Linked DNA regions of Homo sapiens: region 1 is linked to region 2. A link is a loop called in an ENCODE intact Hi-C map of the cell type or tissue named here. Cell type or tissue: IMR-90. All regions are shown on one strand.

Evidence for each region. Peaks named below come from ENCODE experiments on the same cell type or tissue, not always from the same donor. Only the 100,000 strongest peaks of a DNase experiment are listed, where the experiment ranks them.
Region 1: a loop joins it to region 2, with 10 times the contacts of the local background. A loop is called at or near these places in 3 of 110 quality-filtered maps.

What each region holds. Positions count from the first base shown.
Region 1 is chr14:49,493,586-49,501,585 of GRCh38, reverse strand. No RefSeq gene overlaps it. Among named protein-coding and RNA genes, the nearest start is that of RPS29, 89 kb to the left of the region's middle. In IMR-90, a CTCF peak has its summit at 3,645 (motif pointing right); a DNase peak (open chromatin) is centred at 3,655; H3K27me3 peaks cover 1,671 bases.
Region 2 is chr14:47,914,267-47,922,266 of GRCh38, reverse strand. No RefSeq gene overlaps it. Among named protein-coding and RNA genes, the nearest start is that of LINC00648, 120 kb to the right of the region's middle. In IMR-90, a CTCF peak has its summit at 4,721 (motif pointing left); no DNase peak of the experiment used is centred here.

The DNA of each region.
Region 1 (8,000 bases), 1.6 Mb before region 2:
ACCTCTGTCCTGTCCCGTGGAACACAGGCCATAAAGGGGATTGAGGCCCTGAGGTTTGGGTTAAAGGAAGGTTGCCAGGTGGAGGTTGTTAGGGGGAGGGTGTTAAGTGAAAATGCTATAGAAACTGCATGCTGTTTGCAGGTGGTTGCATATGCCCGGTTCCAACTATTAGAAAGTTCAGCCGCAGACTTCCTTCTACCTGTGGCGTTCTCCCCCGACTCCTCTGGCCGCCCTCCCAAAGGATCCCTGTGGTGCCAGGCAGGAATGTCCTGCTTGGGGACCCAGTGAACTCCCAGGGCATTTCCCGCTGCTTCCTGTACCCCTGTATTTCTCTCGACTGTCTAAATGGACTCAGCCCCAGGTAAGGTTGGAAACTTCTCTCGCAAACTAGACCTTCATTCTCCCCAGTGGAAGTGTGTGTTTCGGAAAGGAGGGTCTTCCTTTCCCACTTCCACAGTTTGTGCACTCACAGTATTTGGGGTGTCTCCCAGGTCCTGCAGGAGCAGTCCCCTTATTTCAGAGGGTCTGTGGGTCCTCTTGGGATTCCTGGTTTGTTCTTGCAGTTGTTCTGGAGCTAAAATTCACAATGCAAGCGTCTGCATGCTGCTCCGTCCATTTGAGTTGGAGCTGCAATCTAGTCCTGCCTTCTATCTGCCATGATGATTGCCGGAATCGTGAGCCAATTGTTAAACACAGCCTTCATTAAAAAGTAAATTATAGAAACTTCTAGTCAAATAAATTATATTTAGAACAAAAGGTCATAAATACTTAAAACTCATCACTTTCTAATTATTCTATTACATTTTTCTGTTATCCATATTCATAAGGCTTATATGAACCTTATTATTTGTGTGCCCACTGAAATTCATGTTGAAATTGAATTCCCCATGTGTAATGGGTCTTCGAGAGCTAATTAGGTCATGAGGATGGAGACCTTATGAATGACATTAGTGCCTTTATAAGAAGAAGCTAGAGTGCTAGCTAGCTCTCTTTCCAGCACGTAAGGATACAAGGAGAACTTGGCAGTCTGCAACCTGGAAGAGGCCCTCACCAGAACCCGACCCTGCTGTCACCCTGATCTCGGATTTCCAGCCTCTGGAACTGTGAGAAATAAATTTCTGCTGTTTATAATCCTCCCAGTCTATGATGCTTTGTTGTAGCAGCCTGAACTGCCCAAGGTTATTTACTGTATTGTCGACTCTGTATGGTGGAATTACTATATAATGGTGTGCTATTGTACATCTCTTCTCAACTCCAGAGGTCAGTGACTTCGCATTGACAGCTTAAAATCAGCCTTGGTAGGAGGGCTTATATTACAGAAATCAGCAAATGTTACAAATCACGCCTTCTCCCTCAACACCCCGTTCACTGAGTCAGACACACTACTCTTAAATAGCTCCTCCTCGCAATAGGGTCCCTCGCTATCTCTCCAGTGTCATTTCATTCTAGTCTCTTCTGCATTGAAATGTATATTCCTGTGGACTGGATGAATGACTTGGCATATCCTTGGTGTGGGTGTTATTTCATGCCCCGTGTCTTCATTTCAAAGGTCCTTCTTTTCCTTGTCTACTTAAATGATTTGTTTTCAAAATCTACCTTAGAGGCCATCTCTGCTGAAGTCTTGCCTCCTTTTTCCAGAATAAACCTTTTTCTCTTTTCAACCAGCTCCGAATTATGTACTTTTTTTTTTTTCCTTTTGAGACAGAGTTTCGCTCTTGTTGCCCAGGCTGGAATACAATGGCGCAATCTTAGCTCACTGCAACCTCCACCTACCAGGTTCAAGCAATTATCCTGTCTCAGCCTCCGGAGTAGCTGGGATTACAGACATGTGCTACCATGCCTGGCTAATTTTGTGTTTTTAGTAGAGACAGGGTTTCTCCTTGTTGGTCAGGCTGGTCTCAAACTCCCGACCTCAGGTGATCTGCCTGCCTTGGCCTCCCAAAGTGCTGGGATTACAGGTGTGAGCCACTGCGCCTGGCTGTGTACTTACTTTTATTTTTGTACCTTCCCCACATTGAGCTGTGATAATTGTGTTTGCAAACTTTTTCCTGCTACATATGGTTGTTGTCTATGAAGATGCATCTTTGTATTCTCAGTGTCTGAATCAGTGCCTGGTGTATATAGCAGGCATACCTTCTTAGAGATGTCTGGAAAGAGTCTAATAAGTAAATAAGCTAACATAGGGACTGTTATGGGCTGAACTCTGCTCCCCTCAAATTCATATGTTGAAGTCCTAACCCTCAGTACCTCAGAATGTGACTGTATTTGGAGAAAGGGCATTTAAAGCAGTAGTTAAAATAACATGAGGTCATATGCATGGGCCCTAATCCAATATAACTGGTATCCTTATAAGAAGAGATTGGGACACAGACACATACAGAGGGAAGACTGTGTGAAGAAGACAGCCATCTACAAGCCAAGGCATATGAGGCTTCAGAAGAAGTCAATCCTGCAGACAACTTGATCTAAACTGCTAGCCTCCAAAATCATGGGAAAATAAATTTCTGTTGGTTTAGGCTGGGCGTGGTGGCTTAGGTCTGTAATCCCAGCACCTTGGGAGGCCGAGGTGGGTGGATCACCTGAGGTCAGGAGTTCGAGACCAGCCTGGCCAATGTGGTGAAACCCTGTCTCTACTTAAAAAAAAAAAAAATACAAAATTTACCCAGATGTGGTGGTGAGTACCTGTAATCCCAGCTATTCAGGAAGCTGAGGCAGGAGAATCGCTTGAGCCCGGGAAGCAGAGGTTGCAGTGAGCCAAGATTGCACCATTGCACTCCAGCCTGGGTGACAGAGCGAAACTCCGTCTCAAAACAAAACAAAACAGTACCCAAAAAACTGTTGGTTAAGCTACCCAGTCTCTGGTACTTCGTGATGGCAGCCCTAGCAAACGAATACAGAGACCATATATAGAGAAGAGGTGTACGAGAGTGGCAATAGCGCATGGTGCGCAGCCTGCGGAGTCTGGTAAACCTTGGCCAAACCCTAGGTATGCCACTTGCAAGTGTATAACCATGGTAAGCTTACTTAAATTCTCTAAACTCATGTTTATTATAAGTAAAATGAGGATAAAAACATCTCAGGATAATCTAGGCTATTTTATTTATTTAACACCATTTACTATATGCCATGCTCTGCTCTAAGCATTTTATAAATATTAAGTGAGAATTAAACAGGAATTATGTAATGTGTTTAGCACAGTGTCTAGAACATAGTAACTGTACAACAAGCATCTGTCATTATCCATATGAGCTCTATATGAAATACTTTTGGGAAAAATTCACAAATATTTCTCTAGAAAATTAAGACTGTTGTTTAGCAACCACCATGGTCTCTAATAGTTAAAGCACAGTATGTTAACCATGGATAATTCTGTCAGTATTTTTCTAGAAATAATTTTTCTATTAAATATGTAATTTAAAAAGGCTTGCTGAATTTTGAAGTGCCAACTTTATAACGTCTCAGATCATTTCAATGTGAATGCATATTTAAAATACTAATATAAATCAATGGAACTATAATTGGATTTGGAAAAATGTCTACATATGTACTTTAGCACTTCATAAAGGAAGGCTCTTCCGCGCCACACAATGACATGCGTTCTTAACTCGTTAACAAAAAATTGTGTGCAGTTCCATATATAGACACTAGGTGACACTCTAGTAAGGCAAACTCAGGCTTCCCTACTGAAAATAAGTCTGGGTTCTGCTGGTAAAGTTTGGTCACTGAGCTGATTCTCTCATTTAGTAGTAAGATGTTCAACCTGCTAAGCGTGAGAAATGGAGAAGAAATTATTTATTCAGATACTCTAAAACAGACATTACAAGTAGCAATCTTGGAACCCCTATGAATACGGGACTTAATGGGGCACCATATTTTGTAGGGTAGACCTAGAACATAAGAAATTATCAAGAACTTTGGTGGAAGTGGGTAGCACTCAATTCTGTTTCGAACATTTTAAGCTCAGTACTTATCGATAAGTCTTTAAAGTAATTTTTCTCATTTCCACTTTGTGCTTCCACATTCTACTGATGCTCTTTGGATAGAGTGGGTACAGAAACAGTGGGAGAGAGAACACGTAGGAATGCAGTCAGGGAAATTTTCTTTTCACCCACACACACTTCAGCATAATTTAGCGTTGTGTATTGCAAATTGCTGCGTAGGTTTAGGAGACCTGGGTCCTGATCAGCTCGCCTATGGAGTTGTGGTGTGTCTTAGGGACCTCAAGTCCTTAGGCAGATGAGAGAGGTGTTTATTTCTACTTTCCTTCTCTTTCCCACTGATCCATCGCCCATGGCTACTCTTCCCTCTCATTCTCTGCTACTTCTTACATGTGCCTCAGCCTTTGTCTTCTGCTGTCAAAAGGAATAAACTGTTTGATTTTTACTAATGGTCATGGAAAAATTGTTATGTAGTCTAAAGATGTGAAAGGAGAATAAGGAAACCATACTAAGGTAATCAAACTAGTTCTTAGTTTTTTTTTTTAGCAATGTTGCTGTGGTAGGATTTCATTCAGGGTGAGAAAGACTTTGCGGGATCCTTGAATTTTGATATTCAAAATGAATTTGCAGGCCAGTCATGGTAGCTCATGGCTGTAATCCCAGCACTTTGGGAGGCTGTGGTAGGTGGGTCACTTGAGCTAAGGAGTTTGAGACCATCCTGGGAAACACGACAAAACTTTGTCCTTACAGAAAATAAAAAAAAAATTTAGTTGGGTGCAGTGGTGCATGCCTGTAGTCCCAGCAACTCAGAAGGCTGAGGTGGGAGGACGACTTGAGCCCAGGAGGTTGAGGCAGCAGTGACCTGTCGTGGTGCCGTTGCATTCCAGCCTGGGCAACAGAGTGAAACCCTGTCTCAAAAAACAAAAACCAAAACAAATAAACCAGAAAAACATTTGCCTTGCTGGCAGGAGGACATATTCTATTCTGTCTTCTCATCCTTTCTTCACATCTTATGTAGTCCACTGAGGATGTGGAGTCTATTTTTACCTTCATTGTTATTTAATCATCCATCCAACCGTCCGTCCATGCATCCCTCCCTCCCTCCCCCTCTCTCTGGCTTCTTTCTCTTAGCTGGCAAACATGCCTCAGTGTACTTTATACAACCACTGTGCCAGGTGAGATCTTATTGAATCAAAGATGAGTCTTCTGATTTTTTCTTTTTAACTTTATACTCTAACTTCTAAGTATTACAAAGAAATTTCATTTCCTCATCAATTTAACCACCAAAAGACATAGGACACTCATTTTTCCAGAACCAAAAGAAAAAAAGAAAAATATATAGATGTGCATATATTATAAAGAAGAGTTTCAGATTATGTAAACAGCACTGAAACCCATTGGCCAAATTCCTACTCCTTTCTGGCTTGGGAGGCTTGAAGTGGCCATGTATGCCTTGCCCTGCCGGCCATCTCCCCCAGTCCTGAGCTAGATTTGAGTCTGGGGAGAGTTTCCATGCTCTCCAAGTAGAAATGTAACTTGGAAGACAGGAGTTGGATTACAGCAAATAGGATAGCTTCATAGCTTTCCTGGTCATCACTTCTGAACTGCCTCTACCCCCACCCCCACCCCCACCTAGCTTATGAAGCTTTAATTTCAAGATTCCATGAAGTTTTGCTGTTCTTTAGTTATCAAGAGGAGATGGGACTCAGTAATGTTCAGGTGACAAAAGTGTGACCCAGCTTCATGCCTAACCTATGGGTTTTGGTTATAGTAGGCAACTGTGGCAGTTTTCTCTCCTCTTAGTTTAAGTGGGTCCTTGCAATATTTTGAGCAGTTGAGCCACAGTTTTTTATTTTTATTTATTTATTATTTATTGAGATGGAGTCTTGCTCTGTCCCCCAAGTTGGAGTGAGATCTTGGCTCACTGCAACCTCCACCTCCTGGGCTCAAGTGATTCTCATGCCTTAGCCTCATGAGTAGCTGGCATTACAGGCGTGTGTCACCAACACCCAGCTAATTTTTGTATTTTGGTAGAGATGGGGGCCTCGTCAAGTTGGCCAGGCTGGTCTCGAACTCCTGTCCTCAAGTGATCTGCCTGCCTCAGCCTCCCAAAGTGCTGGGATTACAGGCGTGAGCCACTGCCCCCGGCCAAGCCACAGTTTTTGGTCAAGGCATTGAGTTTGTTAATATGCAAATCTTTAACTTGAGAAAGTTATCTTCATTATCACCTGTTACGAGAGGTTAATTGATCTGAAAAACTTGCTGTCAGAGAACAAGGTCCTGGGAGAAACACAGCTCAGGAGGTAAGTTTTGACAGAGAAGGGGAGAATCTTCTGGGCTTCGGTTCTTGCTTAGGAAGAAGGCAGGCTCAGAAAGGAAACTGGATAAGGACCCTGAGGGCCTAGTACATGAAGTGGGTGCAGTAAATGCTGACAGAGAGATAGATGGGCATCAAAGACAAATCACAGCTGTCCCACAGTTCCGCTTGGCTCCACCCCAGGGATGCTTGGCCACGGTTTGGCTGGGCAAATGCACTGTCTGCAGCACAGGCCTCTGGATTCCCTTGCTTGTCCATGTTCCCCATAAACCTCATATCTCTTTTGGTCCCTGCCTTGAATTCCAGCAATAACAGTTTATTTGTGCTTTTGAACGGTTTGTGTACACTGCCTCATAATTTAGATGCTGTGACAGAGCTGAGGCAGGGACTCAGCTGTGCAAGGCAGCCATGGGGACTCCAGAGATGCCTTTGAGTGTGAGTGCTTGGGTCACATCAGACTCTGCAGCTTCATCTCAGGCCTTCCGACTTGAGTCATTTCACACGCGATTTCTTCCAATGAGCCCAAACTCCCATTCACCAGGTTATTTTTCTTTTGTGATTCTATCTCTTGCAGTTCTGAGGCTCATTTGGTCCTGGGGCTCTTGGCTGGCCAAGACTTCTCCTGGGAGGGAAGGGAGAGTTTAATTAGAAAAAGATATCTTGCTTATGGTGGTGATTACCATACTTTATCAAGGGGCTCAGTCTTGACCCCATTTTTAGTGCTTTGCTGGAGAAGCCAGTCATCAAATTCCTGTTGCTGATAGAAGCTTCCTTACTGCTGTTCCATGGTTGGAAATGGAAAAGCACCTCTCTCCCCACCTCCATCCCTTTAGCTAAATGAAACAGTTCTGTGAAAAGGCTTTGCACAAGGCTTTAAAACCACTCCACAGTGCTTTAGGTAAGGTCAGAGAGAGTTTTTAGTGAAGATTTTATTAGCCCAAACTTTGAGGCTTTTATTGCCTTTACTGGGAAATAGAATCACATCCTCTCTGGGTGCCTCTACGGTTAAGGCTGTTGAAGTGCATAGAGCCAGGGGCTCAGAATGCCTTCTTCTGATTAAATGTGGTTAGCTGAAGGCCAAACATTTGTAAGAGTTGCAATTTGTATGTTTAAAGAGTAAGCTTGGGTTGCACAGGATAGAGCTTCGGGTCTGGGGATCTGGGAACTGCACATCACAGGTCCTACCTAAATCTTGCTTCTGTGACTTAGAGGTCATGTGCTCTGGCCTTGGCCCTGGCACCCCCCCCCGCTCCCCCCTCCCCCCTTTTTTAAGGCCACTGTTTCAAAGGAAATGGCCTGGCTGCCCATTGGCCCAAACAGAACTCCTCAAAGGGCAGCCTAACTTCCAAAGATACATTCTCCCTGCACCAGAGGCAGGAGAGGGACTGACAGGGCCAAAGATCCCTGGGGGCAGCCCCCATAGGCCAAGGGCCAGTTTCCCTTTGTATCCTCCACAAACTGCATGATCCAGTTGTTAGCAAGCCTTCGTGTTCATAGTGTAATCACATGGCAAGCCCTGTGTTACCTGAACATACAGTCCCTTTTAAAAAGTGAGAAGTGAATGGGGAAGTGCATGCAGGGTACAGTGTGTTCTAACGTTCCTGATGATCTGAAAATCTGGGCATCAAGATAAGACCTTCAATTAAAAAAAAATGCAAACTTTCTGTCATCATGTGCTGTAGTTAGGGTCTGTTTTTTTCAAGGAAAGAATTGGTAGCCGTCAATATAGCCTGTTTCCAGAAGAG
Region 2 (8,000 bases):
TGGTAGGTTCAGTGGGTTTCTAAATACATTCTGTAGTTATTTATCCCAGTTCCAGACTGCACGGTTGAAATAGACATATTCAACAAACAGTAGAATTTCCTTACAAGTTTCCTGACCTGTGGAGTAAGAACTATCATGGTAAGACTTGAAAGAGGAAAGAAATTAGAACTGCTTCTCCCTATTAAAATAATAATTCAAAACCGATGCTACATCCCTGGAAAGATGGCGAAGTTGTGTGTTACCATCATAGACTTAAAGGAGAAAGGGGTAGTGATTCTTACTATTGTGCCCCATTTTGCTTGTCTGTTTGACTGTCTGTGAAGGACACAGATGGATATTGGAGAATGATAGTGGATTACTGTAAATTTAATCATATTTTAACTCCATTTTCAGCTCCTTTTCCTGATTTTTTTCCTGGAGCAAATCAACACAGCCTTGATACTTGATATGCAACTAATATTCAAGCTAACACACACACATACACACACACATTATAATCTGTTAGTAGAGACAGACAGGATAAGTTTGCCTTCTCCTGACAAAGAAAACATGCAATATGTGTCAGTATACATTTACTATCTTACCTCAGAGCTATATAAATTCATGTCTAGCCTTATAATAATAATAATTTACTTTTCAGGAATGAATTTTGGATATCATTCTGGTTTGCTTCATTGATATCATTGTTCTGACTGAGCAAGGTAAATAAAAAGTAGTGAATAGTGATACACCTTCCTATGACATATTCTGGGGCCAGGGTGAGGACCAAGGTGAGGTGAGTCAGGGACTCTCCTTGGGAGCAAAAGTTAAGGTGCACCAAAAAAAACTCTGGATCAAAAATATTTTCAAGTAATATTTAAATAAATCAATTAGATTTTTTAAATTCGTGAGAAAAATATTAAAATTCTAAATAATAATTTAAATAATATTTAAATTATTAAAACAATTTAAATAATGACAATTTAAATAATAATTTAAAGAATAATGAGTAATACTTATTTTTCCCATTTGACTAAGGCTCCAATATGGTATAGAGTGGCACTATTATTAATCCTGAACAGTAAAACAGAGCCAACCAAAATTATTACAGATGAAGCACTTTATTATAGGAATCTGAGTTTGCACAGATGTGGGAGAGATTTGAGGAATAAAGATCTGGAAGGCTACAACAAGATTATAAAAAAGGTCATTACTACTTTAGTCTGATGCACTGGAGTAAGTTGAAAAGCTACTGTGGGTTGGGGAAAAATGTTTAGCTACCAAACTGACATGAATTGGGAGCTTATAGACAGTTTTATATAGTTCATTACTATATGTGTAACTGGTGGGAAAGCCTGTGATATGTAACTGATGGAACAGCCTGTGAAGCCACCATGTGTAGATGAAGCCACTGTATCTGGCAGTCTGACAGCTATGTTCTCTTTAGAATTACAGCCTTTGCTTCACTTCTGTTTCCCAAATCCTGCGCTAGTTCCTCTCATTGGTAAAGTCTAATCTGGATCCATATAGGAAAGAATATAATAATGAAGTGTTTCCAGTCTTGCATGTGGTGGTTATGCCTAATAGACAACAGACAATTCATCCGTTTGTCATCTCAGCAGCCATACAAAGCTTTTTAAATTTATCTGAATATAGGTAAAGAGTGTATCATGCTTCTGTCTAAGCTGGCATAACTATCCTTTATACAACATTCTAGGGTTACATACACAAAATAAATGTTTATAGAAAACCAAGATAGGGGCCAAGATGGCCCATTAGAAGCAGCTGCAGTCAGAGGATCTCACTGAGAAGAATGAAAATGGCAAGTGAATCCTGCACTGGCAACTGAGGTATCCAGGTTCTTTCATTGGGACTGACTAGATAGTTGGCATGACCCACTGACAGCAAAGAAAAGCAGGATGGTGCGACGGCCCACCTGGATCCACATGGGGCAAGGGAGCCCCCACCCCCAGCCAAGGGAGGTGGTGAGTGATCATGCTACCCTGCCTGAGAAACCACACTTTTTCCACAGATCTGTGAAACCAGTGGATCAGGTGATCCCCCTCATGAGCCCATGCCACCAGGGCCTTGGGTACCAAGCACAGAGCCGTGCAGATTCTCAGCAGCCACTCAGCCGGAAACTGCCTAAGGCTACCAAGTAACTGGGGAGAGGGGCGGATGCCATCACTGTGGCTGCCTGCTGCCTAAGTTGACTGAGCTTCCTGGGGGAGGAGCAGCAGCCATCACTGAAGCTCCTGTCTGCCGTTTTTCCCCTGCCAGTGTTGAGGAGACTGGATAGTTTGGACCCAGGAGGAATTTCCCACAGCACAGCACAGCAGCTATGGCAGATTGTGGCCAGACTGCCTCTTTAGGCCAGACCTGCACCCATCCCTCCTCACTGGTGGGACCGCCCTGCAGGAATTTCAGCAACTATAGCCAGGGGTTTAGGGAAAGAACTCTGATCTTCCTAAGACTGAGCCCTCAAGGAGAGGGGTGGCCATGGTCTCCATAAATCAGTAGACTTAGTCTTTCCCCCTGCTGGCTCTGAAGAATCCAGGCAATCTGGATGAGTGGGATTTCACCCTGTGCGGGGCACCCTCTCCGCCAAGGGGCAGCCAGAGTGCTTCGTTAACCAGGACCCAGATCCAGTGCCTCCTGATTGGGTGAGACCCCCCAACAGGGGTCACCAGACACCTTATACAGGATCGTTCCTGCTGGCATCATGTCGGTGCATCTCTGGGATGGAGATCCCAGGGGAAGGAGCAGGCAGCCATCTTTGCTGTTCTGCCGCCTCCACCGGTGACATCTCCAGGTGCGGGAGGAACCCAGGCAAATAGGGTGTGGAGTGGACCCCCAGCAAATCTCAGCAGTCTTACAGAAGAGGAACCTGACTGTTAAAAGAAAAACAAACAAAAAGCAGAAAAGGCCTTTGATAAAATTCAACATTCCTTTATGTTAAAAACTCTCAATAAACTTGGTATTGATGGAACATACTTCAAAATAATAAGAGCCATTTATGAAAAACCCACTATGTCATACTGAATGGGCAAAAGCTGGAAGCATTCCCTTTGAAAGCTGGCACAAGAAAATGATGCCCTCTCTCACCACTCCTATTCAACACAATTTTGGAAGTTCTGGCCAGGGCAATCAGGCAAGAGAAAGAAAGAAAGAAAGGGTATTCAGATAGGAAGAAAAAAAGTCAAACTGTCTCTGTTAGCATACAGCATGATCCACATTTAGAAAACCCCATCGTCTCAGCCCAAAGGCTTCTTAAGCTGATAAGCAACTTCAGCAAATTATTACTACTATTGCTTTTGAGAATATATTACTTTCTTATTTTTTGAGAATCATTATTTTTAAGAGCTTTTTGAAGAACAGAATGCGGCTAATCCTGTCTAACTCTCTCTGCCTTTGTGTTTGGTTCCCTAAGTTTTTAGTGTAATGAAAATGCACTGAAAAGATGATGGATTTTAACCCATCAATTTTCTCTTCTTACCCTGTGTCCTTGGTTTGTTATATTTATATTATCATTATAGGATACTTTTGACAGATATTTTGATTGTTCATTTGACACAGTTTAGTTACACCTTCTTACATTCTCCTAAATTCTTCACTTAAAATTATTCAATCAAATACATTTCATTTTCATATTTTTATATGTGTGTGTATGTGTGTGTATATATATGTGTGTGTATATATGTGTATATCTATATACACACACATATACACATATATACACACACACAAATATATATATACCAAATATATATGTATACCATATGTATTATATATATAGACATATACCAAATATATATATATACCATATATATATATGGTGGGGCCTTTTAGTAGAAGTACCTCAAGTGTTTCAGTTTCATCAAACAGGTTTTCATATCTGTAGACTGTCTTATATTTGCATTATATACTATGATAGCTTTATAGTTACTTTGTTTTTCCTATAAACTATCTTTCTGAGACCATATATAAGTATTTAATTTCTCTTTCAACTTGAGGATCAATTGGCTATTAATGATTTCTGAAAAAAATTCGTTTGTATTTTCCTTCCTAACTACCATACAGCAGAATATTTACAACAATGTAAAAAACTTCCTCCAATTAAGTGTTTGTTGTCAGCTATTCTTAAAATAAATAAAGTCTAGCTTTTCATCAAAAGACAACCCTCTTTTCTTCTAAACCATTTCTGAAAATAGCTGTAATCTTTTGACCATCTGCCATCACTACATAACAAATACTAGTCACTAGTCACAGACTAGCTATTTTCCTTTTGTCGTATTTATAATTAAAATTTTATTTCCTCAGCATCATCAACACCATTATTTTTTTCTTAAGGAAATGAGTTAATACATCAATGGAATTATGTTTTCACAGTCATCTCCACTAACTTGTCGTACTTTTTTGTTCAGCTTGTTTCTTCTAGTACCTTTCCTCTAGTGCCTGTCTTCTTCATTCTGGGCATATTCATGGCCGAAAAATCAGTTTCTTAGGCATGTTTTCCAGTTGAGTTGCTTTCCACTTTGACAAATGGTTTTGAATGAACTCTTCTCACCTTTTTCAGCTCTCTTTTTAAATTACCTACCAAAATGGTCCAATAGATTTACTTTTTAGTCGCAGTTACAAACTCTTACCTATTTTTCTAGATGTATGTTCTCTCAAATTTTAGGGGACTTCCAAGGTCAAGTCTTCCCTTTTTTTCCCATAAATTTCAGCTTTCTGCTGCCCTCTCCTGGCCTTCTGTGGCATGTAAACATTTAATCCTACTGCTGAAAGTATAAATCTAGAGTTTTACTTCGAGGGAAGTAAGGCAAAGATTCTGAAAATTTAGTGTGTATCAAAATCTCCTGGGAAGATTGTAAATAAGTTACAAAGCCTCTCACTAGGAGATTATGATTCTGTATATCTGAGGCAGAGATCACGAACCTTCAGTTTTAATAGACAGTGTTACTGTGATTCATGTGAACTATAAACCACATTTCAAGAAACCCTGAAATAGGAAAATCTGACTCAAGGTATTGGTCATAAGCTCTTTGGTTGAAAAAGCAAGTCTTGAAACAATGATATTCATTTAGAAAAAAGTGTTTTGCATGCCTTTCAATTTAAATGTTTTAATTTTTATGTAAATGGCAAAACAAAAAAAAATAGTATTTTGGAGTTATCTAATTGACATTCAAAATTAGCGCAAAATTTAAAGAAATATAAATACCTAGGTACAAGTAGATACAATGACCTCTAGCTTATTAGCTAACTCTTCTTATTCTTAGAATTATCTGCTCTGGCCCAATTTTGTTGTTGATTAGTCATTAGGACAAGTCAGATCTTTCTTGTCACAATCAAATAATTCCAATAAATTCTACTGATCCTATTTGCAAGTATCAGGTCAATAGTCTTTAAATATGGATTTTTTTAAATCTAAAAACACATAAAACTTGCTTAAGTGTGCAGAATTAGATACAATATTAAATTTATTTCTCACTGATGTCTGTAACATTTATTTGCCAAAGTCTCTAAATGTATGATTCATAAGCTTAGCCCATATGAGAATTACCTGATAACTTTAAGAATATACCTATACTTGGGTCTCACGCCAAGAAATTCTGATTTAATTGATCTGGGTACATTCTGAGTATCAGAATTTTTTAAACCCCCTGCCCCAGGTGAGTTTAATGTACTCTAAAACTCTTTTTCACTTAGACTTCTGGCCAGAACAATGGTTGTTGTTCATCTGTTTTCTTATACTCTCGGGAGCCTGCTTTGCCTCATCTCCAGTTACCATCATTTTTATCCTTGAATTATTGATAGAATATGTAATTTCTAAAACACATAAAATTGGCTGGAGGATATTCACGGTTATGGTGCATCTGCTAGGCTCGGTATTGGGGGACAAGATCATAAAGTCTTCAGTTATTTTGTCTTTAATAAGTAGAAGCCTGACATTTTCCAGAGTATTGCAGGACAAAGGATGCTTGAGTCCTTGATCTTTTTTCTCAAAAACAGTTGAAATAATTAAAAAGCTAGGTAGCATACCTTTTTCTGCATCTATAGCTTTTGCTAGTAACACATAGTTATCTTACTCTCTTAATTCTGATTCTGGGATTCAAATCCATACCTATGTCGGTCTTAACTTCCATGGCATAGGTAATTTATATCCATTCTCTATAAAAGATTGATAAAAATATAGCATCGTCTTCTGAAAGAAATTGGAATTCTAAAAATAGTTACATAGCTAAAGATTTGACAGCATTATCAATGGGATGTAAAGTGGCTTCAGGTCACATATAAACAAAGATATTTTCTGAGTTTGGCCTCATCAGTATGAATTTGTCTAAAATATGGATTTAACATTTTACATAAATTAGAACTCTAAATAGTCATCAATCTCTAAGGCTAGAATGAAGGTATACTTAATAAAGTAAATAACTGAGTACATTAAAGGTGCCCATTGTCCTTAGATAATATTAAGCTGCAATGTAAGCAGTGTGAAGGACAACGCTTGCCTAAAGCTACAACATGGAAGTATTTTAGCTACTTTAAAATGCTGCATTAATTCTTTATGTAATTCAGGTTGTAAAGGAGAGAAGAAAATTAAGGCAGTTCTGCAGGTTTGCACTTGTCTTTAATGTGCATTTTTAATTGAAAGATAAACTTAAGTAGGAATTTGGAGTGCCTTTTAAATAAGGTCAAAAATCTGGCTGAGAGAAAGCCCCTTATCATAAATCCTGTGCTCAATTTTTTCCAGAGAAGAGTGAACACAAATGTAATGAGATACAGAAATTGTTATACTGTTAGTAGTTTGTGCACCTTCTCTCTTAAGGAGAAAAAGGGAAAAGTTCTCAAAAAGCATTTGTCTTGAGACAGTTGGAAAAGTGAGTATGTTCCCTCCAGAAAACTAGGGAGCACATGCAGAGGAAAGTGTAGCAGATTAAAGCTGAATAAAGAAAAGTCATGGAAAGTGGTTATTTACAGAAAACAAATACAATAAATTATAGGTGTGTATTAGTCTGTTTTCACACTGCTGATAAAGACATACCGGAGACAAGGCAATTTACAAAAGAAAGATGTTTAATTGGACTTACAGTTCCACGTGGTTGGGGAAGCCTCACAATCATGGCGGAAGGCAAGGAGGAGCAAGTCCGGTCTTACCTGAATGGGCAGCAGGCAAAGAGAGAATGAAAGTCAAGTGAAACGGGTTTCCCCTTATGAAACCATCAGATCTCTTGAGACTCATTCACAATCATGAGAACAAAAAAGGAAAGAAATGCCCCCATAATTCAATCACTTAACACTGGGTTCCTCCCATGACACGTGGGAATTGTGGGAGTTACAATTCAAATGAGATTTGGGTGGGGACACAGCTAAACCATATCAAGGTGCAAGGAATATTTTGTGGAAAATGGTGAAGCACCTGCTTATTTGTTCCAGACTGATGGAGAACAGGGTGGAAACAGAGGATAACATAGGCATGTTAACTACAAGCTAATCTTCAGCAGTTACAAGGAGCCCTCCTGATTCTCCAAGATTACAAATCAAGTTTAACTAGGTTTCTGAATCCGCAGGGGTGCCAGCTTACAATTGGTTTACTAACAAATTAACATAAAACCCCTACATTTAATAAAAGTCATTCACTTTTGTTGTTTTGTTACCCAGAACTGTCACTAGTACAAGATATAATCACTGAAAGAAATAGTTTCCCCACCCCATATCCTAAAGAAGTCTATTCCTAAAATGGTCTTAACGCCCTTACAGATGAGTAGGGCTCAGAAAAGAGATCTTTGTTGAGCATTGACATTGTCATCTGCAGTTGCTGTACCAAGTCTCAAAGCCTCTAGCATAAACTAGCGAGAACAAAATGAAGTAAGGAGCTTGAAATAGGGTGCATAAACATGTCACTACATACTGACTACATACAATCTTGATGTAAATGACTATTTTAGATCCACTTTACATTCATGTTGAGAAAACCCTTTTCTTTCCAGGTACATTTTATCCCTGTCCTCTTCGTGTCT